Regions from separate parts of the Homo sapiens genome. Here region 1 is linked to region 2. The links are chromatin loops, found by intact Hi-C in ENCODE. Cell type or tissue: testis. All regions are shown on one strand. Links, peaks and the distances in the headings refer to the core of each region. The heading gives the core; the rest is flanking DNA.

Region 1 (15,454 bases), core at 6,292-11,291, 200 kb after region 2:
TGCTTGAACCTGCACTACTCCTTAACTCTTAGTTCCATGAGTCAGTAGATCTTTTTTCTCGTTAAGGCGGTTTGAATTGGCTTTTCTCATTCTAACTGATGCAAGTGATAAGCGCACTGGTACCTGCAATGCTTGTCAGGAGATGGATGACACATAATAGAAAGATTACCCAGGAAAACAAAGCAAGGTCTAGCGGGGATGAGATCCCGTACCTAGGAGTAATAGAATGCAAATAATAAAAATATTGTTATTTGAAAGTTAAACTGGGCCCACAAATATGAATTAATATCTAACAAAACAAATAGCAAACATTAAATAAGAGAAACCTAAGTTGGAAATGAATCATAGAATTTGAGAGTTAGACAAGATCTCAAAGCTTAGATAGGAAAACCCCTAGATTTCCTGTACAGAAATAGGTTCTGAGAGGTTAAGTAACTTGTTGAAAATCACACAGCTAAGTCAAGCGAGGCTGAGGACCCGGCTTTCTTGAATTCCAAATGGGGTTCTTTCTGCTGCATTACATAGTTTCCTCTCTGAAGATATAAAATGAAATAGGAAAATGGTATTTCTAAATGTCAGCATAGGAAGAAGAGTGAGGAAAATACTGCATTTTTATTTAACGGGGATTTGGGAGGCTCATAATAGAAATTTTGGATGTTTTGTTTTTAAATAAGACTGTGGCCTTTACTAAAAGGTTGAGCATATGCTACAGCATGGAACCACCTGGGGTAGCACTGTTGCTAAGCGCCCCACCAAAAGCAAGGCAGGGCTGGTTCAACCCATGCTCACCCCAAACTTGTGACCTGACTCCAGCTGTTCATTAGCTGGCTGTTGCTAAATTTAGACTCTGTACATTCTTTACAAGATCAAAAGTCAATCCATAAGGAGTCAGACCAATAGCGTATTCCACCTGCTGTCCACCCCAACACTGGCACTGTTTTTCTCACTTTCTTCTTCTACGTATTAAGTGAGGTAGGAAATTCCAACTGAACCACAGTGCTAAAACAGCAGTAAAACAGATCTCCAAGAACTGGATTCTGTCTCAGGTGTTCTATTTTAATTGCTCTAAGATCTTTAAACACATTGTTTTATCTCTGAGCCTCCATTTCCTTGTGTATTAAATAACAAATGCCCTGCCTCCCTTCAGGGTTGCTGTGAAGATCAAAAGAACTAATGATTGTGAAAGCAGTAGGCGAATTCTACAGCCCTGTGATCTAACTTCAGGCCCCTCAGTTTAAAGACAAGGGAGCCCCAAGCTACTGACGAGTTTCCTTAGGCCGCCCAGTCTCCTAGTGACAGGTAGAACTACCCCTTCCTAAGAATGAAGTGACAACCTCCAGGACAGAGATTCATAATTACATTCAAAACAGCCACAAGATTTGCTAGATCTATTCAATAGCTGCCTTACGAAGCTATATGTGAATGTGGGACTCTATTCCCTCTTTTTTAGTGATGCTCCAGATGTAATAAAACATTATACACAATGTCAAGAGAGATTGCTGCGAACAATCTAGCCCAATGATGTCCATTTCAAAAACAGTTTCCAGTGCTATTTTGCTTTCTGGCTAGTGAAAAAAGAATTCTCAAAGAACAAAAGGGAATTTTAACAAAGGAAATGGAATTATTCCTTGTGAACATGCATTCATATTACAGCCATTCAATAAATTGTCCTGTTCTTTAGAGCTTTTATAAATTCTCTTTTACCCTGAATTTGAGAGCCCTGCAACTTGAATACTTGAGGGATTGATTCACACTTACAGTCTCCAGGGTTAACAGTTTAAACAAGTGACACCTCTGCTTCACTAAAAAGGACTCTGAGATCTCACGGTCTATCATATTAGCATTCTTTCTACACTTTATGTATTTGTCTGTTTGTGGCTTTCCATAGAGGGAATTGAAGCAGCTTATACAAATATAGGCTCTGCTTAAGAATAAAATAAACTGAAATGAGTTTGAGGAAAGAAAAAAAATATGGCTAAGAAAATATAGGCTGGGTACAGTGGATCACGCCTGTAATCCCAGCTATTTGGGAGGCTGAAGCGGGAGAATTACTTGAGGCCAGGAGTTTGAGACCAGCCTGGACAACATAGTGAGACCTTGTCTCTAGAACAAACAAAAAATTAAAATTAGCTGGGCAGGGTAGCGTGTGCATGTAGTCCCAGCTACTCAAGAGACTGAAATGGGAGGATGGCTTGAGCCCACGAGGCCACGGCTGCAGTGAGCTATAGTCACCCACTGCACTGCAGCCTGGGAGACAGAGTGAGACCCTGTCTCAAAAAATAAGTAAAAAAGAAAATATGATGGTTTGCTAGATAGATATATGTATATGCATATTTGAATATGTGTGTGTGTGTGTGTATACATATACATACATACCCAATAGCCCAATTCACTTGCAAGCAGTAGAGGATTAAAAAAGACTAAGCCTCCTCACAGCCAGTGCAAAGACAAGTCATTGCTACCTGGTGATTGGCGTTTGGCTTATAGTCAGCAGCCTACGCTGGGCTAGAGAGAAGGGGTGGAAAGCAAGCTTGGCTTATAGCCAGTGCTGTGTATGCAGCCATATAGTGAATGCCTTCATTTGCACCCTGAACTCTGAATAGTCACTTTTAAAACATCCATCTGTCATCCATCTAGTGAGGTCAGGAGAGTGGCTGCTTAACTTCTGGGGTGAGTAATTCATCTACAGATTCACCTACCCCAAGCAAAGTGGGTAATATTTAAATTCAAAGCCTGCATTTGTTCTACAGAAACCACTTGCAGAGTCCGCTGCCTTGGTAATGTATTGCCCTAGGCAACTGCTTGTTCTGACTCTGTTCTTTTCCCAGCTGGAGTCATTGTTTGGACTTATTTGTATGAGTTAATGCTTCTTGGGTACCCAGAAACCTATTCCCAGAGCTCACTCATTAGTCAAGTTGGTTTTTTTCACTAATCAATTATGTTCTCTTTAAACTAGCTAATCTGAAGTAAAGCAAGTTAACTAATTTGGAGAAGGGTGTTTAAATCATTGTAATATAATGTTTTCATGAAAAGTGCTTCTGTGAATGAGAGTCAGGTTGTGTATGTGGATGATCCAAGAGGTCCTGGAATTTGAAGACTGGGTCCTTAGCTTGTGTTCCCACCTAGACATTTTCTTTCTTTCTTTCTTTTTCTTTTCCTTTTTTTTTTTTGAAACAAGGTCTTGCTCTGTCACTCAGCCTGGAGTGCTGTGGCGAGATCTCTGCTTACTGCAGCATATACCTCCCAAGCTCAAGCTATCCTACTACCTCAGAGTCCTGAGTAGCTGGGACTACAGGTGTGCACCACCACGCCAGGCTAATTTTTTTAATTTTTTGTAGAGATAGGGTCCCACTATGTTGCCCAGGCTGGTCTTGAACTCCTGGGCAAAAGCAGTTCTCCTGCCTCAGCCTCCCAAAGTGCCGGGAATACAGGTGTGAGCCAACATACCCAGCCCTCACCTAGACTTTCTTCCCTCTTCACGTGTTCTTCTTTGACAGCTGTGTCACAGAAACCGCTTCTACCCTTGTTGAAAGAAGAAACTGTGAAATGCCAGGACAATAGGTGTGCAGGGGGTGGTGAACTTGACATACATGAAATAGTTAAAGAATGGGCAGGACCGGTCGGGCAGCTTGACTCGGCAGTGTGTATAATCATTACTTTGTGATCATTTTTATAGTCGCCATCTGCTTACTAATAATGTTTTTAAAACAGGACCTTAATTCAACCTCTAGAGATTGCTTGTGTTAAATTATTTGGTCTATCTCACAACTGGTGAGAACTTTTCAAAGAAAATTTTTTAATTCATTTACACAGACTTGAATGTTTAAATTAGAGGAACATATCATCACTTTTATTTTAGTCACAGTTTCCTTCTCTTGTTTTGATGTGCTGTTTGACTTTTTGCCTTGCCAACCCAGATTCAACTGTCTTCAAAATATCTTCAGCTATCATTTAAAAAATCAGCTTTCTTTTCTTTAGATAATTCTGCAACATGAAGAATTAAAACAATATTGTCTAGCTGTGCTGTTGACTCTTGCGCAATCTTCAGGAAGCTAAATCATTTTCATGTGGCTGCTTAGGTTTTAGAGCAAGGTTCCCATAAGCATGTGCTCTTTTTTGGAGAATGAATGATGATAACTCTGTCTGTTTTTCTTTCCTATTCTTCGTGATATAGAAAATATAAGCTGTACAGAGGATATAAATTACTAAGAGTCTATATGCCTTTAAAAATGCATCTCCTAGTCAAAAGGTTTGTATAATTTTTGTTGAACAGTACAGTTTAGGAAAAGAAACTATAAATCTATAAAACTGATATCTATCAAAATATTTTCTATGAGTTCTAATTTTTTCTTGTCCATCTGTTGCCACAAACTTACAAATGAGAAATAGCAATTATTATGAAAGCACAAAAACCAAAGAGTGCTTCCTTCCAGTTTTGGAATAGGTTATATTATTTTGTATGTCTTCATCTAAGGATGTAAAATATCATTGGAAACCTCAATGACTCTATGAGGTAGATAATTTTGTATTGTTTTACAGATAAAGATAATGACATATTAAGAGGTTAATTAAGTCCTGGGATCATATTGTCACACCCAAAGGTGGATTTTAAAGTTCAAATTCAAGGATCAGAAGTACAATTGGCCACCAAACCACTTCAATAGGAATTTCCAGATTCTGACACCAAGGCTACATTTGACCTGAGGATCTGAAGTTTGACTGGCCAAAATTTTTCTCCATCTCTCCTGTCTTCCCTCCATTTAATCAAATACACTGTAGAATGAAAAATAGGTTTTGTAGCTGTCTTGCTCTCCCAAAGCTTTCATCTGTAAAACAGAGATTATAATACTAATGCTTATCTCACAGAGTCATTTTGAGGAGGAAATAATAACATGTAAAGACTTTATTATACGCCCAGTAACTTAGTAAGTACTGGACAGTCAGCCCTCCATATCCCCAAGTCTGCATCCAAGGACTCAACCAACCTCGAGTAGAAAATATTCAAAAAAATACAGATAAAAAATACAAATAAAAAACAGTGCAATATAACCCTATTTACATTGTATTAGGTATTATAAGATTACTTATAATTTAGAGATGATTTAAAGTATACGGGAAGATGTACATAGGTTACATGCAAACACTATGCCATTTTATAAAAGAAACTTTAGCATCTTGGATTTTGGTATCCATGAGGGGGTCCTGGAACCAATCCCCATGGATGCTAAGAGATCACTAGAAATGTTAACTACTATTATCATAATGATCAGCAAATAAAAGAATGAAATGAAGGGCGTCAAAACCTCTTACTTGCAGAAGGTTAAAAGAATGCTTGCTAGCTGGTGGGTGTGGGGATGAATGCTTATAGTACCAGCTACTCAGGAGGCTAAGGTAGGAGGATTGCTTGAGCCCAGAAACTTGAGGCCAGCCTGGGCAACATAGTGAGAAAGTGTCTACTTTTTTTTCCAAAAGACTGGAAGGAAGAGAAGACTCTTCTGTAGACATACAAACCTTGCAGCAGAAATTCTATCGATACTATTATTTTTATCTACCTACCTATTACCTAGCTAATATCTGTATATCAATTATCTGTTATTATCTATTTTCTACCTGTTATTATTATTGTTTATTACCCTATTATCCAAGAATAAAGTTTTTATCCTGTAATTGTCCCATTTACCCATGGCCAATTGACAAGGACCAAAGACTTTATCACAGAGATAACAGAAGAAACACTGAAGTGGTAGCCAGCAACCACTTATGAAATTGCCAATATTTGATGTCATTTTAACTAAATAAGCAGCAATTTCATATGATTCAGCCTAATAGACCTTGAATCCAGATACATCCAGGCAAAGGATTCAAAACCAAATCAAACAGTCTATTTTCTACTGTTTCTTCTCACTTATTTCCAAAATGTGAAACAACCATATAGTAAAAAACAATAGAATAGGAAATAGTGATTCACCAGAGCTGTTGGAAGTTTAGAAAGTATTGATATAATTAATTCAATACAATTTCAGTTGGTTGCTTTTCCATTTTCAAAAGCCATTTTAGATGTAGGAAATGACATTTTCTAAATATAAAATATAAGTAAATATCACATTATTTTTTAAAAAAAATTATAGCTATTTCTAGCATGAAAGCCCATTCTCTCTCTCTCTCTCTCTCTCTCTCTCTCTCTCTCTCTCTCTCTCTCTGTTGTTAAGACAGGGTCTCACTCTGTCACCCAGGCTGGAGTGCAGTGGCCCGATCATAGCCCACTGCAGCCTTAATCACCTGGGCTCAAGAGATCCTCCCACCTCAGAGTTGCAGGTAGCTGGGACCACAAGCCTGTGCCACCACATCTGGCTATTTTTTCTTTTTTAATTTGTTGTAGAGACAGGATCTCACTATGTTGCTCAGCCTGGTCCTTTGTCTCTAAATGGGATACAGATATTTGAACAGTTTATCGTAGATCAGCTTTACTTTTACAGGACAAGGTTATTTTTAAATAAAATTCTCTACTGCCTTAGACTGTATATTCTTGTTATGTGTTAAATATCTCTATTTTTGAAGAGAATTTTAACAAGATAATTTTATACCTCCTTCTCGCTGTTTTCTGCTTCCTTAATTGGTCACCTAGCTAATGGAGCTTTCTATTTGAAACATTGCAGCTTCCCTGTCAAGGGGACGGAGTCAACATGCTGTAATTATAGCTGTCTTCGAGGGTTGGATTATTATTCTGTCTCTCTGACTTTCATATAAACAGAGCAGCTACCCATTGTAGTGTATGTGCACTGTTCACCCAAACAGAGTAAACTCAGCCTGCTAACGACATGACGTGCCCTCCAACACACAATTACATTTCACGGCAGTTCAGAGGTTTTCCAATGTAACATCTGTAATACAATTTTCCCTGCCAAAGTTTTACAAATCGCACATTCTGGCAAATGATCAGCGATACCGAATCAACACTATTATTCACAGCTGGATCTCCTCAGGAAAATAAGTTGGAATATTAAGCTGAAGTTTTCTGAAAAGCTCCCATGGTACCTTTGCTGAAGAGATGTTAAACCAAACAGCTCCTGATATGGAAACAGCGGTTTGAACTGTAACTCAGTTAGATAACTTAATAGGGGAAGGCTATGATGTCATGATGCAGGAAATGACTAAACTTTTTTTTTTTTTTGAGACCGAGTCTCGCTCTGTCACCAGGCTGGAGTGCAGTGGTGCCATCTTGGCTCACTGCAACCTCCAACTCCCTGGTTCAAGTGATTCTTCTGCCTCAATCTCCCGAGTAGCTGGGATTACAGGGACGCGCCACCACGCCCAGCTAATTTTTGTATTTTTAGTAGAGACAGGGTTTCACCATGTTGGCCAGGATGGTCTTGATTTCCTGACCTTGTGATCTGCCCGCCTCAGAAAGTGCTGGGATTATAGGCATGAGCCACCACGAAATGACTAAATATTGCTTTGCAGTATTCCTGGATTTAGGGAGGGGGTGTGAATGGCATTGTGTGGGCACTGATGGTAACCCAGGTCAGTGAGACTTTAAAGGGACCATTACTTTGTCCTTCTTTCTGGAGTTTCAGGCATTAAAAATGTTAACTTGTGGCTGGGCATGGTGGCTCATGCCTGTAATACCAGAACTTTGGGAGGCCAAGGCAGGAGGATCACTTGAGCCTGGGAGTTCAAGACAAAGCCTGGGCATCATGGTGAAACCCTGTCTCTACAAAAAATACAAAAATTATCCAGGAGTGGTGGCATGCACCCCTGTAGTCCCAGCTGAGAGGTGGGAAGATCCCTTGAGCCTAGAAGGTTGAGCTACGGTGAGCCATGTTGCTGCCACTGCACATCAGCCTGGGTGACAGAGCAAGACCCAGTCTCAAATAATAAAATAAAATAAAGTGTTAACTTGTCCAAGATCCTGTTTCACAGCAGTCATTGATGAGACAAATGAAACATTTTGGGACACCTTAAAAAAATCCCATCAGTGTGGCAGAGCTAGTTTTATTATCCCACTTCCTAAAAAGCCATGAGACCTCATCAGCCATGGAAGAATCTATGTAAAGCTGAAGGAATTTGGCCCTTTAATGATGCACAAAGACGTATGCATGGATTTTGCAAGTTCCTACTTTCACCTTTATAAATGCTGGGTTTCATCCATGTTTTAATTGACTGGAGTTTTAAACAAAATAAATACAGATACCATAGTGTGTAATTTTAGAGATTTTTTTAAGTACAAAAATGTATTTGGGCCCCAAAATGTATTTGGACTATGTGCTGCAATTGATCTTTCACCATATGAGAAATCCAGGCCCCAGCTGATTTTTTGGAGTTAAGAATGATTTTTTACATTTTTAAAGGGTTGCAGAAAAGGAAGAAGAATCAGCAGAGAGCATTTGTGGCCAGCAAAGCTTAAAATATTTCCTAACCGATCCTTTGCAAAAAAAGTTCACCCACTCCTGTAGTCAGCAGCTCCCCTACTGTGCGCAGTCAGTGTGCCATCTCAGACTAGCAAAGGTGAGTAAAACCATCCCTGCCCCTAATCAATTTACAATCTGCATCCTCAGGGCAAGAGCCTAGTAAGCAAAAGGCAAAATAAGATGGCGCCAGATAAGGGCTTCAAAGGAAGAGAGACCAGGTTTGGTGGGGAAATAGGGGGTGGCTTCTTAGCAGGTTTTCTTTAGATGAACCTTGAAGATAAAAAGAGATTTTGATGAATAAGGGTGGGTGAGATGCAGAGGGGGTCAGCGCTGTGTCCTGGAACCAGTGAGTGATTCCATTTCAGAAGCACCCGGGGAGGCTAAAGGGTAGATTCTAAGGCCAGAAAGAGAGGAGAAGGTCGTAGGCTGGAGACCATGATGAGGAGTGTATACAGAGGGAGAGAGGAGAGATTCCTGCACTTAGAGGCCAAAAGGACAACAATTTGCACTTTTACTTTGGTGTCGGAAAGAACCGTAGTCTCATATGGTTACACGGAAGTGTTTTATGATAATCAGTGAAAAATGAGGAAAATAGTCTCTCTTAGGCTGAGCACCTAGGAAATGAGTGGCTCTTGGCTGTAAGTCAATGAACAGCATTAATATATGCAGTTACCAAGTCATCATTAACACATAAAGCACTGCAGGGTTTCAATCGATTCATCAGAATTCTTGAAAGTCCTATTTTAAGGCAGTTCAAACAGAGGCGAGGCAGCTGAACCTGGTGAGGCTGCCAGGAACAGCGAGTTCTGCCTCTGAATTTGCTCCTGACTCAGTGCCTGACCTTGGGCAAGCACTCAACGTCTCACTATCTCAGTTTCCTCAGCCATAAAATGGGGATAACAGACCTTAGCCACCTCATAGGAGTGTCATAAATGTCTGCAAAAACCTTTCAAGGTAAGTGCTCCTGGAAACGGACAAGGTGGGGAGGGTTCTTTTTCAATCGTCTAGGCGGGAAAATGAGGTTATCAAAATTAAAATAGGAGACTACTTTGTGAAACAGAAATGATTGTGGATAAATGATGCAAAGCCGACAGATGATTAAAGGTACCCATAGTCTACCAGTTAAAATCTCTGTCAGGATTTTCTAAATTAACGTCAGGACATCTTCTTTGTTGTTGTTTAAGGATGGAAGAGAATATTAAAAATCAGACAGGACCACCTTAGGGTATGTGGTCTCACATATCTGTTCTATTTGCTTTTTCGAAGCTTAGAATATTCTGCTCAATTCTCTGGGTATTACTCAGTTATAAAGGTGCAGAGGGATGCATCTCCTTCTGCACTTTCTTTACTCTGTAGATTTTCCTAATCTGTCCTAGAGAGGGACTGTGGCAGGGTCTGCAGACAGAAGGGCTGCCTTGTAGCCAGCCATCTTTGTATGACCTCTGCCATTGGCCGTTGGTGGCCGAGAAAGACACTGAAGTCTCTCGAGAAAGCTGAAGACCCAACCCTGAGATGTACCCACACTGCACCTGGAGCAGACAATTGGGCTAGAAGACAAGTTCTGCTCTGCTCTGGAAAGTGTGAGTGGTAAAATATTTATTAGGATCCTGCTGAGAAGACTTGCCATTTTAACCTTCTCTCTCTCTCTCTCTCTCTCTCTCTCTGTCTCCTTTTCTTTCTTAAATAAATTTTTACCTTACAGTTGTCCAGAGAGGAAAGACAGGCCAAAATAGTTCAGTATGCTGTCTTACTGGGAGGACAACAGCTTAAGCCACAAAGCCCTGAGTTTGACCCTAGAACTCTGTGGCTACTGGTGACTCATCTTGAAAATTATCAGATTGAATCTTCTCTACCGGTTTGATAACAACTGATGAGTGGAAAAAGAACGCCAATCAAATGTGCATGCTTAATAAGCAGCCTCCTTATTCCCCTCTGCAGATTTGTGCTTGGATCATCTACACTTCCCTGAATGTTGAAGAAGATATGCTATCCATGCAATCCTTGTCGACTGCTTGATTAAAAAGTGGATAAACTGTCTTCAGGCCCTTGGAGTATGGTGTCTGTGTGAAGAAGGGAATGAGGCAGAAGTAGCAGTCAGTGGTGGCTGAAGTAGGAGAAAGTGCTTGCTAATGAAATCTTGATTTTTCTGTGGCTTTTCTGTGCAATTGGGTGGCTAAGTAGGAAAGCCATTGGAGCTTCACTGTATCAATTCTGCCTTTCTTGTTTTTTGGAACTCCAATTCACCAAGGCTCCCTGCCACCCTATCCATCTATAACTTTTCATCACTTTTTCCTCAAAGTAAGAAGTGTGTCCCAGAAAATGTGCCTTTGTGACTCAGCAACATTTCAAATCCATCTGAGCCTTCCCAGCGTTCCAAAAGAAATACTGATTTGAATTCAGCTGCTTAAAAAACCAGTCTCTAAGCAGACAGCTTGAAACTTCCTTACAGCAATAGTTTAGGCTTTGGAGGGGAAATTGGTTTGTTTTTAATTGTTTTAATTTTTCATTCAATTCATTTGCCGCCTGATTATATATGATCTTTTGAGCCCAATACTCTGCTAAATTAACCTTGACTTTCTTTCTCTCTTTCTCTCTCTCTCCTTCTCTCTTTCTTCCTTTCTTTCTTTCTTTTTGACAGAGCCTTGCTCTGTCGCCCAGGCTGGAATGCAGTGGCACAATCTCAGCTCACTGTAAACTCCGCCTCCAAAGTTCAAGCAATTCTCCTGCCTCAGCCTCCTGTGTAGCTGGGATTACACACGCCAGCCACCATGCCTGGCTAATTTTTGTATTTTTAGTAAAGATGGAGTTTCACCCTCTTGGCCAAGCTGGTCTCGAACTCCTGACCTCAACCTTGGCCTCTCAAAGTGCTGGGATTACAAGCATGAGCCACCATGCCTGGCCTTACCTTGATTTTTTTTTTTTGAGACAGAGTCTCACTCTGTTGCTCAGGCTGGAGTGTAGTGGCTCGATCTTGGCTCACTGCAACCTCCATCTCCCGGGTTCAAGAGATTCTCCTGCCTCAGCCTCCCAAGTAGCTGGGACTACAGGTGTGGGCCACCACGCCTAGCTAATTTTTTATATGTTTACTAGAGACAGGGTTTCACCATGTTGGGCAGGCTGGTCTTGAACTCCTGACCTCAGGTGATTCACCTGCCTCGGCCTCCCAAAATGCTGGGATTACAGGTGTGAGCCACCACACCCGGCCCCTACCTTTGATTTTTAAGTCAAGAGGGAACAAGTCGAAATTTCTATTCAGGTAAACTGTATACCTTTGGACACTGAATCACTTTTAGAACCCCAGTAAAAATCATGTATGAATGACCCACAATTTCACTCCAACAGGAAGGTGTGTATATGTGCACAAAAACATTAGATTGTTCACACCGGTGCTATTCATAATAGTCAAAAACTGGAAACAACTCAAACATCCATCAACTGTAGAATGGATAAATAAATCATGATATATTCATACCATGGAACATAACAGTGACAATAAATGAACCACTGCTACACACAACAGATATGAATTTCACAAACAGAATGCTGAGCAACAGAAGCCAAACACAGAAGGATACACATTTATAAATCCATTTGTATGAAGTTCATAAACAGACAAAATTAGTCAGTGGAGATTATTCTCATAGAAGTCTGAAGGGTAGTTGTCTTTAGGGAGGGGGATATAGTGACTGAGGTGGGTATAAGGGGTTTCTGGGGTTTGGTGATGGTACACCAGCATATTCACTCTGAAAACTCATTGAGCTGTGCAATAATGATTTTTCAAACTTTTATATGTGTATGATAATGCTTCAATAAAGCTTTGCTTAAAAACACGCATAGTCATTGCTATGGTGTGAATGTTTGTGTGCCCCCGTTCACCAAATTCATAGGTTGAAATCCTAACCCCCAAGGTGATGATATTAGGAGTTGAGGTATTTGGTGATGATTAGATCATGAAGGTGGGGCTCTCATGAATGAGATTCATGCCCTTATGAAAGAGGCCAAGGGAGCTGGTTCACCCCCTTCTGCCACGTGAGGACACAGTGAAAAGATGGCCATCTATGAACCAGTAAATGGGTTCTCACCAGAGACAGAATCTGCCAGCACCTTGGTCTTGGACAGGTCAGCCTCCAGCAGAGTAAGAAAATTAAATTCTATTTATAAGCCACACAGTTTATGGTATTTTACTACAGCAGCCCAAATGGACTAAGAGAGTCATTATTATCAGGTATAGTTTAGTGTTACCACTTTTCATCAGAATGAAACTGATCAAATATTGTGTGAATGCTTTTGAGGTGCAAATGATAGGAGACCCAACTCAAAATGATCGAAGGGATTGGAAAACTTTTCCTTTAAAGGAATAAATAGTAAAGATTGTAGTTTCTGCAGGCCATGTGGCCTCTTGTCTTAACTACTCTGTGTTGTTGCATGAAAACACCCATAAACAATGGGTAAACAACTGAACATGCCAGGGTTCCAATAAAACTTTACCTGCAAAAACAAGTGGTGAGCAGGATTTGTAGTTTGCTGACCTCTAGTTTAAACAATCACTGAATTTACCATCATACTAGTAACAAGAAGTTCCAGGCAACGTAAGCTTCAGGGTTAGTTGATTCAGCAGCTTCACATCTCAATCCAGGAACTCAATTCATTCCATCTGCTTGCTCAGCTTTGTGCGGGCTGTGTTCCCAGTCTTGGTCTCTCCCGGTCATGAGATGACCACAGCCCCCCACACATCATGTCTTCACATAAGAGTGTCTAAAGGCCACAAATGTCTCTTTCCTGTGTCCCCTTTCTAGGAGCATGGAAAGCTTTCTTTCTTTCTTTCTTTCTTTCTTTCTTTCTTTCTTTCTTTCTTTCTTTCTTTCTTTCTTTCTTTCTTTCTTTTTTTTGAGACAGTCTTGTTCTGTCACCCAGGCTTGAGTGCAGTGGCGTGATTTTGGCTCACTACAACCTCCACCTTCTGGGTTCAAGCGATTCTCTTGCCTCAGCCTCCAAGTAAGTAGCTGGGATTACAGGCACCCGCCACCATGCTCGGTTAATTTTGTATTTTTGGTAGAGACAGGGTTTCACCATGTTGGTCAGGCTGGTCTCAAACTCCTGTCCTCAGGTGATTGGCCCATCTGCAGCCTCCCAAAGTGCTGGGGTTACAGGCCTGAGGCACCGCGTCTGGCAGGGAAAGCTTTTTTAGATGCCTCCTAAAAGATTTGATTCACTTCCTAAGACTGAGAAAGCAGGTGAGGTGTGTGTGTGAGTGGTTGTTTTTAGGCAGGCAACCCACATCGTGATCTGCATTCATTTCCTATTGCTATGTAACAAATTGCCACATAGCTCGCAGCTTAAAACAACATACAAACTACCTCCCAGTTTCTGTGGCTCATCCAAGCAACGCTTGAGGTCCTCCATGCAGGGTCTCACAAGGCCACAATCAAGGTGTCACGAGGCTTTTCTTCTGGGGCGTGGAATCCTCTTTCAAGCCTATGTAGTTGTTGGCAGAATCCAGTTCCTTGCAGCTGTGGGATGGAGGTCCCTGTTTTCCTGCTGGCTGTCAGCTGGGGGTCACTCTTGGCTCCTAGAAGCCACTCACAGTTCCGTGCCCACCACATGCCCCTCGCCATGAGACACCTCACTTCTTTAAGCTCAGCTGGAGAATGGCTCTATCCAATTTGCTAAGAGGGTCTCATATAATGTAATCTAATCAAAAGAGTGAAATGGATTATATTCACAGGTCCTGACTGCAGTCGAGGGAGGGGGATTAAACAGCACACAGGAGCACCCCCAAGAGACCCAACTCAAAATGGTTTAAGCCAGAGGCTGCAAACTTCCTACAAAGGGACAGATAGTACAGATTGCAGGTCTTTCAGGTCATCCAGCTTCTCCTCTCAACTACTCTGTGTTGTAGCACAAAAGCAGCCATAGATAATACATAAAAGCAAATGGACATGTCTGTGTTCTTTTTTAAAATTATTTTTATTTTTTGAGACGGAGTCTTGCTCTGTTGCCCAGGTTGGAATGCAATGGCACAATCTCAGCTCACTGCAACCTCTGTCTTCTGGGTTCAAGCGATTCTCCTGCCTCAGCCTCCTGAGTAGCTGGGACTACAGGTGCGGGCAACTACACCTGGCTAATTTTTGTATTTTTACTGGAGACAGGGTTTTGCCGTGTTGGCCAGGTTGGTCTTGAACTACTGTCCTCAAGGAATCTGCCCACCTCAGCCTCCCAAAGTGTTGGGATTACAGGCGTGAGCCACTGTGCACAGCAACATGGCCGTGTCCTAATAAAACTCAAGTGAACTTGGAGGCCATCCCAGAATTCTGCCTAATGATAGCTCTCACCTGAAAAATTAAATCAGATAATATAACAGTAGAACACTACACACTTAGAAGAGGAAATATGCTGTATTTGGCATATTCTTTGCTTGGAGGATAGACATTTAAAACACAGCTCCTTAAAACACAAAGTTTTTTTTTGTTTTAACTTTTATTTTAGGGGTACATGTGATGGTTTGTTACATAGGTAAACTCATATCACTGGGGTTTGTTGTACAGATTATTTCATCACCCAGGAATTAAGCCCAGTACCCAATAGCCATCTTTTCTAATCCTGTCCCTCCTTCCACCCTCCACCATCGAGTAGACCCCGGAGTCTGTTGTGTTCTGAAGACCCCAGTCCTTCTTTGTGTTCATAGGTTCTCATCATTTAGCTCTCACTTATAAATGAGAACATGTGGTATTTGGTTTTTTGTTTCTGCATTAGTTTGCTGAGGATAATAGCCTCCACCTCCATCCATGTTCCCCCAAAAGACATGGTCTCGTTCTTTTTTATGGCTGTGCCGTATTCTATAGTGTGTATGTACCACATTTCTTTATCCAATCTGTCACTGATGGGCATTTAAGTTGACTTTGCTATTGTGAATGTAAAAATGTTTTTGTTAGTGTGAAGAGTGCTGCAATGAACATTCATGTGCATGTGTCTTTGTGGTAGAATGATTTCTATTCCCCTGAGTATATACCCAGTAATGGGATTGCTGGGTTGAATGGCAGTTCTGC
Region 2 (15,454 bases), core at 6,800-11,799:
CAGCTACTCAGGAGGCAGGAGAATCGCTTGAACCCTGCAGGGGGTGGAGGTTGCAGTGAGCCAAGATTGTGCCACTGCACTCCAGTCTGGATGACAGAGGGATACTCCATCTCAAAAAAAAAAAAAAAAAAGATACCATCAATCTCTCTCTCTAGTTAGTTGGATCTGGGTTCCTGTCAAGTGCACTGGTAAGGATCTTATCTAAAATAGATCTAAGTAATCAAAACACAAACAAGTCTATCTATGAAAGAAACAAAGTTAGGAAAGTGAAAGAAAATGCAACAAAGTACAGAGAACAATAGAAAAAAGGAACATAGAAGTACAGGATAGAAACTTTTTTTTCAAGTGGGCAGGTTGGTCAAGGTCATAGTTGCTTCTTGCTGGATCTGATTACTGGTCAGTTGTGTAGGGTTTTTTTGTTTATTTGTTTTGTTTTTGTTTGTTTGTTTTTTTGTTTGAGACAGGGTCTCACTCTGTCACCCAAGCTGGAGTGCAGTGGTGTGATCTTGGCTCTCTGCAGCCTCCACCTCCCAGGCTCAAGAGATGTCCCACCTCAGCCTCCCAAGTAGCTGGGACTACAGGTGAGAGCCACCATACCTACTAATACATACATACTAAAATTAGTACATACAAAATTAGTACACACATACTAATATGTTTATTTTTTGTAGAGTCGGGGGATCTCACTATGTTGCCCAGGCTAGTCTTGAACTCCTGGGCTCAAGCAATCCTCCCACCTCACCCTCGCAGACTACTGGGATTACAGGTAGGAGCGGCTGCACCCAGCCATCAGTGGTGTAGTTTGATGGGTAAAAGCAAGCAAGCGTGCATTTTTGACATCAAGCAGGTGAGCGTTTGCATCTCAATTCTCCCACTTCTGACCTTTGATATATTGCTTCACCTCCCTGAGCCTAAAATGGGAATACCAATAGGTACCTCTCAGGGTTATCAGGAGAGTCGAATGCAGCAACAAACAAAATCTCCCAGCACAGTGCTCTGCCCACAGAAGGGGCTGTGTAAATGATACTGTTCTTTCCCCTCGCAGCTGAGATTCCAATGCCTAGTGCATAAGCTTCCTTTCTGTGTTCCCTTGACAGGCGTGCTACCCAGAAAATGACCTACATAATCCCCTCCTTCTGAGAGTTTACAGTCTACAACAACAGGCCCTGGGAATCCACCCTAGGCCTTTGTCACCCAAAGTTAAAGAGTGCTTCCTGCGCATCCTGTGATTAAAATGTCAAGATCAGGTTTTCTGGACCTGGCACTATTGGCGTTTGGGGCCGGACAATTATGCATGGCTGGGAGCCATCCTATGCGCTGCAGGATGCTGAGCAACATCCCTGGCTTGTATCCACTAGGTGCTGGTAGCACCTCGTCCCGCTTCTAGTTGGGACAAATAAAAATATATCCAGACATTGCTAGATACCCCCAGGAGGGGGAGGGGGATGGTAGGTTGGGCAAAATAACCACCAGTTGAAAACCGCTAGATCAGACAATAGTTTTTTTATCTTTTTCTATTTTCCACTGCCATGTACTTTAAACCCTCTCTGGGGCAATGGTATACCAAAGAGGTAGGGAGTGGTGGGAGCAGCACCCCAGGCAAAGAGGAATGTGTTATCACTGACAGTGTTCAATATTGCCAGCATAGTGGTGATAAAAAGTAGACCTGGAGGCTGGGCACAGTGGCTCACGCCAGTAATACCAGAACATTGGGAGGCGGAGGCGGGAGGATAGCTTGAGGTCAGGAGTTTAAGACCAGCCTGGCCAACATGGTGAAACCCCATCTCTACTAAAAATACAAAAATTAGGGCTGTGGGGCTCACACCTGTAATCCTAGCACTTTGGGAGGCTGAGGTGGGTGGATCACGAGGTCAGGAGTTCGAGACCAGCCTGGCCAACATAGTGAAACCCCGTCTCTACTAAAAATACAAAAATTAGCTGGGCATCGTGGCGCGTGCCTGAAATCCCAGCTACTCGAGAGGCTGAGGCAGGAGAATCGCTTGAACCCGGGAGGTGGAGGTTGGAGTGAGCCGACATTGCATTCCAGCCTGGACAACAGGGCGAGACTCTGTCTCAAAAAAAAAATAAAAAAGAAAAAAATACAAAATTTAACATCGCATGGTGGCTCGTGCCTGTAATATCAGCTACTAGGGAGGTTGAAGCAGGAGAATTGTTTGAACCCAGGAGGCAGAGGTTGCAGTGAGTCGAGATCGCACCACTGCACTCCAGACTGGGCCATAGGGCTAGACTCTGTCTCAAAAAAAAAGTAGACCTGGCTGGGTGCAGCAGCTCATGCCTGTAATCCTAGCACTTTAGGAGGCTGAGGTGGGAGGATCCTTGAGGCCAGGAGTTCAAAACCAGCCTGGTCAACATAGTGAGACCCCCATCGAAGGAGGAAGAGGACTGGGGGAGGAGGGGGGAGGAGGAGGTTAGGGGGAAGAGGAGGGGAGGAAGTCAGGGGGGAGGAAGAAGGAAGAGGAGGCAGAAGGAGGGGGAAGGAGGGGGGAGGAGGGGGAGGAGGGAGGAGGAGGAGGAGAAGGAGAAAGAGAAGAGAACCCAAGGTTAGAGGATGGAGGAAAAAATGCAGACTAACTTGTATTGGTTTATTGCTGTGTTTAGCTTCTCTACGGACAATACACTTACTTATTGCTGCACCCAGATTCCACTGCTCTCTGCGCACTGGTTCTTTCCTTCCTGCTGTCACTTTTTTTTTCTTTTTTTTTTCTCTTTCAGTCATTTATTTGTTTTTATTTACAATTTGTGTTTAATGCAAATCAATTCGATAATATGCAAAGTTACTTTGAATCAAAGCATAAACATACAAACTGGCTGGGTAAGGTGGTTCATGCCCATAATCCCAGCATTTTGGGAGGCTGAGGCAGATGTATCATTGAGGCCAGGAATTCAAGACCAGCCTGGGCAACATGGCAAGACCCCATCTCTAAAAAATAGAAAAAGAAAAACCACGATATACAACCCAAAATAGATGGACGACATTGTGAAAGTGGTCAGAATCAAAATGGTGTCAGCCAGGTGCAGTGGCTCATGCCTGTAATTACAGCACTTTGGGAGGCCAAGGTGGGCAGATCATCTGAGGTCAGGAGTTTGAGACTAGCCTGGCCAACATGGTGAAACCCCATCCCTACTAAAAATACAAAAATTAGCCAGGTTTGGTGGCAGGTGCCTGTAGTCTCAGCTACTCAGGAGGCTGAAGCAGGAGAATCAGCTGAACCAGGGAGGTGGAGGTTGCAGTGAGCCGAGATCGCACCACTTCACTCCAGCCTGGGTGATAGAGCAATGTTAAGAAAACACTGACAAATAGAGCCAGTAAAGACCATGAAGAGAGGGTTCTTATTCTTTTATGCCTGATAATAAAAGAGACTCTACAAAAACTACAATCTCACACAAAGGCCATGTCAACCTGACACAAAAAATACTCCTGCAAGGACATCTGCCCAGTAACTGCCTGTCCAACCTCAGACTGGCATCACCCTTGCTATTGATCTTTGTAGCCAAGGATGGTTCTTTCAAAACAATTATGTAATCCTCTTCATTTCTTTCCTTTAAAAACCTTTTTCTTCCTTTACTTCTCTAAATACACACACAGTTTACTATGGTATGTATATTTCCATCCCAGTGCTCTATTCCCAAATATCTTTTTTCCTTTAGAGAGCCTCTCTCTGTTAGTTAGGTTGACAGCATTCAGGTATGAAGCAAAAGGAGTATTCATTCACATACGCAGTAGCTTCAGATCTGTTTGATCTCGTCTCCATGTAGGTTCTGGAGATGGGAAAAAATGACATTGGTTATCAATACTACTGTGGCCATATTTGTTACTGCAACGTCTAAGCTTCTATGCATGACCCTGCACTCAAGACTTCAGAAATGTCTGTTTTTTAAGAGATTTCTGTGTGTAGAGGCAATTGTAAAATATTTACTGCAGAAACAAGCTCACTTTTAGGCTTGGGACCAGGTTCTTTGTAAAAATATTGCCTGATAACCAAACAATATGTTTTCAGTGTGGCTGTTCTGATCCATTTTTAAAAGATATTTACAGAGTGAATATTAATTTCTTTCTGAATTTAATGCAAGACAGCTTCCAGTTTTCACCTCCCAAATACTTGATTTACAGTTTTGTCTCCTTCACATTTTTCATTTTTGCCCTTTCTTTCTCTTTCCTTTCTTTCTTCATTTCTTTCTTTTTCTTTCTTTCTTAGACAGAGTCTTGCTCTGTCACCCAGGCTGGAGTGCAGTGGCACCATCTCAGCTCACTGCAAACTCCACCTCCCAGGCTCAAGTGATTCTCCTCCCTCAGCCTCCCGAGTAGCTGGGATTGCAGGCACGCGCCACCATGCCCAGCTAATTTTTGTATTTTTAGTAGATACAGGGTTTTGCTGTGTTGGCCAGGCTGGTCTTGAACTCTTAAGTGATCCACCTGCCTCGGCCTCCCAAAGTGCTGAGATTACAGGCGTGACCCACTGTGCCTGGCCTTCATTTTTGTCTCTTTAATGTCAAGATTGGTTATTTTATCTTCAAAACAGATGATTTTTTTTTTTTTAGATTGAGTTTTGTTCTTGTCACCCAGGCTGGAGTGCGATGGTGCTATCTCGGCTCACCAAAACCTCCGCCTCCCAAGTTGAAGTGATTCTCCTGCCTCAGCCTCCCGAATAGTTGGGATTACAGGTGCATGTCACCACGCCTGGCTTTTTTTTTTTTTTTTTTTTTTTTTTTGTATTTTTAGTAGAGATGGGGTTTTGCCATGTTGGCCAGGCTGGTCTCGAACTCCTGACCTCAGGTGACCCACCTGCCTCGGCCTCTGAAGTGCTGGAATTACAGGCATGAGCCACCATGCCTGGCCAAAGCAGATGATTTTTTAAATTATAAAACGTATTCAACATATGCAGAAATACAAAGAAGCATTTTGAAATTATTTGAGGTCAACAAAATTCTACTCTTTGGATGCAGCTTAGCTAAATAAATTGGGTGCTCTTGTTGAATGAAAATAGATGATGGGAAATGCCTACCATTTGACTTTATGAGGATAAGCAAGAGTTACTCATGATGCTTGAAGCTGGGGGTAAATTCTATTAATAATCCATGACTGCCCTGGCACATGTCAATTACTACATAAAAGGTCACATGCAATGTCAAATCCAAAGATTTGGAGAAAAAAAAAGTGTTTAGTTCCCAAGAGAACAGTGATAGCTTAACAACGTAAAACATCTAGGTATAAAAGCATTAAATTAGTACTGTGAAAACAATACATTGAGGACTTACAGTAATACCTGGAAGTTCCTTCTGAGGTACATATAAACAGAATCACGGAAGAAGCTTTTCATTTTACCTGTTTTATGGCCTTATAGATTTCATGAACCAAATGGAAATTGAATCTCTATTCCACATCCCATCCTTTATCTCTAGATAAGACAAAATCAATACCTGCTTTTTTTTTTTTTTTGAGACTCTCATTCTGTCACCCAGGCTGGAGTGGAGTGGCATGAGCTCAGCTCACTGCAACCTCTGCCTCCCAGGTTCAAACAATTCTCCTTCCTCAGCCTCCTGAGTAGCTGGGATTACAGACATTCACCACCACACCCAGCTAATTTTGGTATTTTTAGTAGAGAGGGGATTTCACCGTGTTGGTCAGGCTGGTCTCCAACTCCTGGCCTCAAGTGATCTGCCCACCTCGGCCTCCCAAAGTGCTGGGATTACAGGCATGAGCCACCATGGCTGGCCTCAATTCTTTTTTTCTTTCTTTTTGAGACAGAGTTTCTCTCTTGTTGCCCAGGCTGGAGTGCAATGGAGTGATCCCAGCTCACTGCAACCTCCACCTCCTGACTTCCAGCGATTCTCCTACCTCAGCCTCCTGAGTAGCTGAGATTACAGGTGCATGCCACCACGCCCAGCTAATTTTGTATTTTTTTAGTAAGGATGGGGTTGCACGACGTTGGTCAGGCTGTTCTTGAACTCCTGACCTCAAGTGATCCACCTGCCTCAGCCTCCCAAGGTGCTGGGATTACAGGCATGAGCCACCGCACCCTGCCTCAATTCTTATTTTTAAGGCAGAGTTTTAGTGTCCACATTTGTTAAGCCACATACAAGGAAATCATGTCTCAACTAATTTTGGATGTTGCCTGTCTTCATCTTGTACATGAAACTCCAGCAGATACACTATTGGCATTCATCATCTTGTCAAACCCTTCACACATTCTTCGAGCCAATCAAATTTAGGGTTTTTTGTTGTTGTTGTTACTGTTGTTTTGAGACAGAGTCTCACTCTGTTGCCCAGGCTGGAGTGCAGTGACACCATCTCGACTCACTGCAACCTCCGCCTCCTGGGTTTGAGTGATTCTCCTGCCTCAACCTCCCGAGTAGCTGGAATTACAGGCATGTGCCACCATGCCCGGCTAATTTTTATATTTTAAGTAGAGACAGAGTTTCATCATGTTGGCCAGGCTAGTCTTGAACTCCTGACCTCAGGTGATCTGCCCGCCTCTGCCTCCCAAAGTGTTAGGATTACAGGTGTGAGCCACCACTCCTGGCCTCTCAACAGTTTTTATGTCAATAAAAGAAGGTGTGGGATTAGTAGATTTGACGACGATTTGTTTTTTCCTTGTCACATTGGACTTCTAGATGCCATTTAAAATGGGTTTAGAAGATGGGGACATATAGATGTTTCTTGGCCTGAGTCTCCTAACATTAGAGGTGGGCGAGAGAAAGCAAGACTAGGAGGAGACTGGCTGTTGACTCCAAGGCACTGCCAACCACCTTGGTAGTGGCATTAGCTGGATTTGTGGCTGCTGAAGTATTCCGGGAGGAGTTATCTGAAAAATGTTATGATTTGAAAAATTGTATGATTTGAATGAATCTATGTGTGTAGGAGCAGTGCCAGAAGCGGTAGCCCCAGCCTGCGCCTGTCCACCATTGCTCTGCTGATGTCCCCTCCTTCAGTGTGGTGGCTTGTCTCACCGGATGCTAGGTGTGTGGAGAACTACTGGCTCCTAACAGATGTCCCCTGGTCACTCTTAGGTAACAAAACATCCTGCTGTCACTTTAAATCACTACACACATTTCAGGTTCAGTAACAAATAGTCTAGTCTTCTGAAATTAAAATGCAGGCTGGGCACGGTGGGTCACACCTGTAATCCCAGCACTTTGGGAGGCTGAGGTGGGCAGATCACCTGAGGTCAGGAGTTTGAGACCAGCCTGGCCAACATGGTGAAAACTGGTCTCTACTAAAAACACAAAAATCCAGGTGTGCCGGCAGGTGCCTGTAGTCCCAGCTACTCGGGAGGCTAAGGCAGAAGAATCGCTTGAACCCAGGAGGTGGAGGTTGCAGTGAGCCAAGATTGTGCCACTGTACTCCAGCCTGGATGACAAGTGCAAAACTTCATCTAAAAAAAAAAAAAAAAATTACAACGCAGCCATAAAAAAGGACACAATCATATCCTTTGCAGCAACATGGATGCAGCTGGAGGCCATTATACTAACCAAATTAATGCAGGAACAGAAAACCAAACACCATGTGTTCTCAGTTGTAAGTGGGAGCTAAACTGGGTACTCATGGACATAAAGATGGGAACAATACACACTGGGGACTACCAGTCAGGGAGGGAGGAAGGCAAGAGTTGAAAAACTAACTGTTGAGTGCTGTGCTCACCACTTGGGTGATGGAATGAATTGTAACCCAAATCTCAGCATCACGCACATACCCATGTAACAAACCTGCACATGTACCCCCTTGAATCCAAAATAAAAGTTGAAATCATTTAAAAAAAGACATTTAAAAAATCAAAAATCGCATTTCACGTAAAATGTTTCCCATAGCCCTCAGTTGGAGCCAGCTGCAGATTGGACATTTGGGAAGGGACAAAGGGCAAGCTCGGCTGCTTCTGTTTCCTGATGTATTCATTTGCTAGGGCTGCTGTCACGATGCACCACAATCTGGCTGGCTTAAGCAACAGAAATGTATTGTCTCACCATTCTAGAGGCTTGAAGTCCAAGACCAAGAGGGCAGCACACTTGTGTTCTTCTGAGGGCTGTGAGGAAGCATCTGTTCCATGCCTCTTCCTTAGCTTGTGGAGTTTGCTGGCAATCTTTGGCATTCCTTGGCTTGTACACGCATCACCCCAATCTCTGTCTTCACCTGACATTCTCCCTGTGTGCATGTCTCTGTGTCCAAATTTCTCCTTTTCGACATCCTATTGGGTTAGGGTGCACCCTAATGACTTCCTTGTCGTTTGCTTGGACTCTATAAAGACCCTATAAAGACCTTATTTCAAATAAGGTTACAATCTGAGGTACTAGATATTAGGATTTCAACATATCACTTTGTGGGGATACGATTCAACTCATTGCACCTGCCTAACCAGCTACTCCTAGCCTTCCATGTGGAGGATGAACATGTAATTTATCATCCAGAATGGGACCCTCTTGAGATTGAAAGAGGGTGCTATTAATAATTACCTCAGGACTGCAGATGTAAATCAGAAGTGTCCTGGGCAGGTCGGGTATGGTGGCTTACGCCTGTAATCCCAGCACTTTGGGAGGCCGAGGCAGGTGGATCACTTGAGGTCAGGAGTTCAAGACCACTCTGGCCAACATGGTGAAACCCTGTCTTTACAAAAATACAAAAAAAAATTAGCTGGCTGTGGTGGTGCATGCCTGTAGTCCCAGCTGCTTGGGAGGCTGAGGCAGGAGAATCCCTTGGACCCAGGAAGTGGAGGTTGCAGTGAGCCAAGATCACGCCACTGCACTCCAACCTGGGTGACAGAGCGAGACTCTGTCTCAAAAAAACAAAAAAGTGTCCTGGGCAAACTGGGGCATATGGTCACCCTGCCCATGAAGCATCAGATCTAGTGGAGGTAGAGAGTGGGGTGTAGGCTAGAGAGTAGTTAGGGGGGCCAGGAAAGTGTTGAGTTGACCAACATTGCCATGATAGATGCTGGCGCTTGCTGGGCTTGGCAGATGTTTATGGCTGGCTCGCTCCTTCATGGGGCATTGGAAAGGTCTCACCTGTAATTCACTGAATTTAGGCAAATGTCTCTCTATTCCAGCTGGTGGCTTAAGAATTTCCTTTACAACCCAGAGTATCTAGTTTATCTTATTTCTGCTGACTTCTCCTCATCCCACCAGAAGGTCTCCATGGAAAAGATCTAAGGCAGCTCTACCTCAGTTCTCTTTGGCAGGCCATCCACATATGGTCCCCTGGGACAAGGAATACTTCCCCCACAAACCATGGGCACAGGATGACCCCAACATGGCAATGTCTCTTTGTTCGTTAGTTGGAACAGTTAGCCAGCCCTGGTACCACACATTTTATTTTGTCTTTTTATTTTTTTAGAGACAGTTTAACTCTTTCAGTGGCACGATTGTAGCTCACTGTACAGCTACAGTGACTGAGCCCTTGGGCTTAAGCAGTCCTCTTGCCTCAGCCTCTAGAGTAGCTAGGACTACAGGCGCGTGCCACCACGCCTGGCTAATTTTATTTCTTAAAATTCTTTTGTAGAGACAAGGCCTCACTGTGTTGTGCAGGCTGGTCTCCAACTCCTGGCCTCAAGCAATTCTCCAGCCTCAGTCTCTCAAAATGCTGGGATTGCAGCGACTGTGTTTGGCCTGCAACTTTTAGATTGCTCAGACAGGAGTCTACTGTGTCCGCAGCCCCTGTGAGTGATTCCTTTATAGCCCCTTTTTCTAGGTTTGAGATGACAGGCTGGCACCCCCCCTCCCCGCCCCCCACCCTTCTCATTGTTGGGGGGAAGGTGGGGAAAGGATCCACTCATCATCAACTCCTTCCAAATCCTGTCTTTTCCTGTAGTGTTCCTCTTTTGACCCTTTTCATACCCTCAGTGGGGGCGAAGGGCTCAGCATGTCAAAGCCAACCCTTCTGCAAGCCCTGCATGAGGATCTCACACATCTCGCTGACATGTGACATCTGTCTCTGTGCTTCAGCCAAGAGCAGAACAAAATGCTTCCATTCCAACCCTCCCTTACTGGGTATCATTATTAAGCTCGAAGCGAGGCCCTGTGAAGGTAGGGATTGTCTTACTCAACGCGGCATCCCCAGTGTCCCAGGACCGACCCCTGGCAGGGGGCCTGTAAATGTCTCCCAATGAATGGAAGAATGGCTGGTTTCCAGTCTGAGACATGTGGACTCCTCTCCTTTGACAACGCTTCAGTTTGATTTTATGAACCCCCTAAAGCAATCTTTGATAATGGAATAAAGAGACAGGCCTAGAAAAGCGAGCTGTAAATGAACTCCAGCCCAGCTTCGGAGGGGACGCATGTGACTCCCCGCACCACCCCCCACCCCCGCCCCCCGCTGCCTAGGGAAGGTGGCAGGTCAGGCGGAGCTGACACGCGCCCCAGCCTGGGCTCCCCGTGGGCTCCGCGCCTGCGCGCCGCCTTTTGGTTCCAGCTGGTGGTCGCGGGGCGCACTGCAGGGGCTTCTGCCGGCAGGAGGACGCGGGAGCAGCGCTCTGACGCGCAGCGGGGTTGTCTGGGGATGCTCGCCGAGGTTTTCATCCGTTGCCAAGTCAAGTTCAAAGCCAGGCTGGAAGCTTTCAGGATAGACACATCCGTCCAAAACACCCTTGGCGTTGACAAGGCCGAGGCAGGCGGTCTGCTCTGCCGATGTGCTAGGGGAAAACGGATTCAGAGCGTCCAAATAAAACGCTGTTGATAACATCGGGTTCTTCACGCTGCTCTGGGGCCAAAAATAAGCTATGGAATACAAGCACTGGAATAGATCTTTCAGATTTTTTTTTTTAGGAGTTCATTATTATTTTAATGGTTGCTTGTACGAGAAAATAAAGGCATTTGGGGAAATAAATTTTGATACGAGAGGGTGTTTTTGCTTTGTTTTGTTTTTTTGAGATGGAGTTTCCCTCTCGCTCTTGTTGCCCAGGCTGGAGGGCAGTGACACCGTCTTGGCTCACTGCAACCTCCGCCTCCTGGGTTCATGCGATTCTCCTGCCTCAGCCTCCCAAGTAGCTGGGATTACAGTTATGCACCATCACGCTCAGCTAATTTTGTATTTTTAGTAGAGACGGGGTTTCACGATGTTGGTCAGGCGGGTGTCGAACTCCTGACCTCCCATGAAAGGGTTTTTATTTTTACTTTTTAAATTTTTAGTAGGGACAGGGTGAGCTATGTTGCCCAGGCTGGTCATGAACTCCTGAGCTCAAGCAGTCCTCCTGCCTCAGCCTCCCACAGTACTGGAATTACATGCATGAGCCACCATGCCCAGCCTCAAAAGATATTTTTATTTTTATTTTTAAATACAGACACGATCTTGCTATGTTCCCCAGGCTGGTCTTGAACTCCTGGGCTCAAGCAATCTTCCTGCCTCAGCCTCCCAAAGTGCTGGAATTACAGGTGTGAATCACCACCCCTGGCCTCAAGAGGTATTTTTAAATAAAACGCCTTTTATAACATGTAATAGAAGTGGTGTCTGATTGTTGTAAATGCATGGAAGAGCCCAGATGTGTATAATGTAGACGATACAAATTGTCATCCCCTTCCTTACCCTGTGGCGTCACTCCCTAGAGGTAATCACTGTTGACAATTTAATGAATTTCTCTTCATAAAAATAATGACAATAATAGCAAGAAATGGATCAAGTACTCATTTTTGTGTCAGGAACTGTGCTTTTATCCTTTCTTTGTGGTAGATACTTTTTCTTCGCCCCAAGACGGAGCTTCACTCCGTCGCCCAGGCTGGAGTGCAGTGGCGCGATCTTGGATTATTGCAACCTCCACCTCCTGAGTTCAAGCGATTCTCCTGCCTCAGCCTCCTGAGTAGCTGGGACTATAGGTGCACACCACCGCACCCGGCTAATTTTTGCATTTTTTAAGTAAAGACGGGGTTTCACCACATTGGACAGGCTGGTCTCAAACCCATGACCTCGTGACCTGCCCACCTCGACTTCCCAAAGTGCTGGGATTACAGGCGTGAGCTACCGCTCCCGGCCTGTGGTGGATACTTTTAATACTCCTGCTCTGCAGATGTAAAACCCAAGGCTTAGGGCAAGTGGGTAAATTCCTGAGGTGGTATTGCCTTTCATACATTTTTCTCATATACAAAAATATATTATGTGAGTACATCTATATGTGTTTATATATACTTCAAATTAATGAGATTTTCTAAAATGAAGTTAACTATAATGTACTGTTGTGAAACTTGCCATTTGCACTGAATATAATGTAGGCACCTTTATGTAACAATTTATGATTGTGTTTCATTCCACTGAGCAAGATGATCTCTATAAACTTCAGTCTCCCTGCAGTTTCCCTGTTATTATCAGCGTGAAAGTTAATCTGTGTATGTGAAGTACCAGGCTGGCACATAGTAGGTTCTCAAGAAATTACAACTATTAACATTACAATTAGCATTTACTAGTTAATGTGCAGGTGAATCACCACTGAAAGATATGCTTTTTGTTTGTTTTAATTTAATGTGATTGTCCTAATGCAAGTAAAATCCGCTGGTTTCAAACCATCTGCCAGCTGTCTCTGGATGTGTTACTTTGAGAGTTTGGTTACTGTGGGCTCAAAGAGAAAAGAGAAAAAATAGACAGCTGGGAATGAATGTTTAAGGAACTGTCTAATGAGGCTTAGAAAAGCAAACAGAAAATGCAAAAACAAGTGAAATCCTGAGAAGAAATCTGACAACAGGAGATCAAGTCTGAAGGCCTTTGCCCCATCTATATCCCTTGAGATCATTTCCTGGCTCTAGATGAGGTGTACTCAGAGCCCATCATCTTAGTGAGCCTTTAGTGAGAAGCTCTCTCAAGAGAGCTCAGTTGCCAACCTGGAATAGTAACGGACATGCTCATTTTTTGTTAAATCTCTAGAGTACTACTGCCTAATAAATTAGTAAATTGCAGTTTGTTCCAATAGCAGACGTTGCAAATGGAAACCACTAATTTTTTTTTTTTTTTTTTTTTGAGACAGAGTTTCACTCTTTTTGCCCCGGCTGGAGTGCAATAGCATGATCTCGGCTCACTGTAACCTCCACCTCCTGGGTTCAAGTGATTCTCCTGCCTCAGCCTCCAGAGTAGCTGGGATTACAGGCATGCTTCAGCACGCCCGGCTAATTGAAACCACTAATTTTTAAGCTCAAACAGAGGTTTCCATCATTACAAGAGGCAGGGATTCTGGATGCTTCTAAGTAGAAAATAAATTTGACTTTTTTTTTTTTTTTTTTTTGAGACAAGGTCTTGCTCTGTTGCCCATGCTGGAGTACAGTGGTGCCATCTCGCTTCACTGCAATTTCTGCCTCCCGGGCTCAAGCGATCCTCCTGCGGCTGGGACTATAGGCGTGTGCCACCACGCCCAGGTAATTTTTTTGTTTTTGGTAGAGAAGGGGTTTTGCCATGTTCCCCAGGCTGGTCTCGAACTCCTGAGCTCAAGTAATCCACCCACCTCAGCCTCCCAAAGTGTTGGGATTACAGGTCTGAGCCACCACACCTGGCCAAATTCAATATATCCTGCTAATTTCTTCTAGCTTCTGCTAAAATTAAACAACAAACTTGGAATCCTTTGAAATTGTAGTTTTGTTTAACTAACATTTATTGAGCACCTACTATGTGCCAGGTAGCGTTCTAGAGGCTTGTGATATCAGAGAACAAAACGGAAACAAAACAAAAAACCCTTAGAGTTTCTACCGTAGTGGTCTGAAGTTCAAATGGCCAGGAAAACAACAGTTCCTGATGACCTGTTTTCAGCAACACAACCTTTCTGTGGCATACATAGTAATTTAATAAAAATAATAATTCCTTATGCTGATTTAACCAGTATGGATTGCCTCATGATCCCTGGGCTAGTAGAAATTTTATGTCTTTGTTTTTGAAATTGAATTAGAACCAGCTCACAGCCCCACATATTAGGATTAGAAGGGAGTCTGTTATTTGTCTCTCAGGACGTTCTCCCTACCTAGGTACGTCAGGAATCCTGAGGGGACCTCAGAATCCAGGAAGGATGTCTGCTAGGCTTCCCCCAGGAAGGGTGCTGGTCCCCCAGTCCAGGGTTTACTAGGGCTCTAATGTTCCAAACTTCTACTCAGTGTCATTGCCAGAAATTAGTCACCCGCTCATTACAGGTGTGATCCAAAATATTTAACCATCAGTATATCACAGGTGCCAACCAGTCAGAAGACAAGCCAGCCATAGTGCTGGTGTGGGGTCCTGGTACCTCCACTGTGCCTGACATTAACCTTTCATCACTGGATCATAGGATATAGGGAGGAAGGAAACATGTGAGTAGCCAGGATAGAGGGGCCACTCAGGAAAGGAAGGATTGAGGCAATGGTTATTGACCAATCATCACAAAAGTTTTTAACCATTACGAAAGTATTTAAGTATGTTGACTAACCATATAGCCACACCTTTGTGTATTGGTAAATACTAGCCCTGCCACAGCTTGCCTATGAAGTGGGGCTGCTGGCTGTGGGAGTGGGTGCTTGCTTGCCCAATTCCCTGCTCTAGACAGTAGGCCCTTTGAAGAAAGGGGGATCATGTCTGTTCCTTTCCTTTCATGGCAATTTGGACCCAAACAGCTCTTCACTATACCCCACAATCTTTTTTTAGAGACAGGGTCTCACTCTGTCACCCAGGCTGGAGTGCAGGGGCATAATCATACCTCCCTGCAGCCTCAAATTCCTGGGCTTAAGCAATCCTCCCCTGTCTCAGCCTCCTGAGTAGCTAGGACTACAGACAACCGCTACCACACTCGGTGAATTTTTTAATTTTTAATTTTTTTTTTTTTTTTTGAGATGGAGTCTCACTCTGTCACCTAGGCTGGAGTGCAATGGTGTGGTCTCAGCTCACTGCAACCTCCACCTCCTGGGTTCGAGCGATTCTCCCACCTTAGCCTCCAGAGTAGCTGGGACTACACCTAACTAATTTTTGTATTTTTACATGCCACCACATCTGACTAATTTTTGTATTTTTAGTAGAGACGGGGTTTCACTATGTTGGCCAGGCTGGTCTCAAACTCCTGACCTCATGATCCGCCCGCCTCGGCCTCCCAAAGTGCTGGGATTACAGGCGTGAGCCACTGCTCCCAGCCAATTTTTAATTTTTTTAGAGACAAAAATCTTGCTATGTTGCCCAGGCTGGTCTTGAACTCCTGGCCCAAGTGATCTTCCTGCCTCAGTTTCCCAAAGTGCTGGGATTATAGGCATGAGCCACTGCACCCAGCCCACTCTATAATCTTTGAACCCAGCCTTCACAGACATCTCTGCAGACATCCTCCCATGAGGCCAATCCCTCCTTAAAGGGACTGCCCCTGTGTGGGCTCAGTAGGAATCTGTCCCCTGACGGAAATGACAGCACTTGCCAGCTTCTCCTTTAAGTTCTTGGATATAAAAGCCTGATCCCACTCCAGCTTTCTAGGTAATGGCATAGACTCCACTCCTTCTAAGAATGGCTGTTCTAAAGTCCTTTAGGCACAGG

What was found. Hi-C counts contacts between places; a loop is a spot of excess contacts. Peaks named below come from ENCODE experiments on the same cell type or tissue, not always from the same donor. Only the 100,000 strongest peaks of a DNase experiment are listed, where the experiment ranks them.
Region 1: it touches region 2 in a loop (6-fold over the local background); 1 of 110 quality-filtered maps calls a loop at or near these places.

Annotation. Positions count from the first base shown.
Region 1 is chr3:4,893,592-4,909,045 of GRCh38, reverse strand. BHLHE40-AS1 (BHLHE40 antisense RNA 1) reads left to right here. Exons shown (of 3, transcript NR_125916.1): 2 at 8,349-8,505; 3 at 10,347-12,237. Among named protein-coding and RNA genes, the nearest start is that of BHLHE40, 78 kb to the left of the region's middle. RefSeq lists enhancers at 2,412-2,551, 2,189-2,894. In testis, for the core only: no CTCF peak of the experiment used is centred there; a DNase peak (open chromatin) is centred at 9,225; H3K27ac peaks cover 2,969 bases.
Region 2 is chr3:5,091,110-5,106,563 of GRCh38, reverse strand. It overlaps the pseudogene CD24P5. Among named protein-coding and RNA genes, the nearest start is that of ARL8B, 23 kb to the left of the region's middle. In testis, for the core only: no CTCF peak of the experiment used is centred there; no DNase peak of the experiment used is centred there; H3K4me3 peaks cover 786 bases.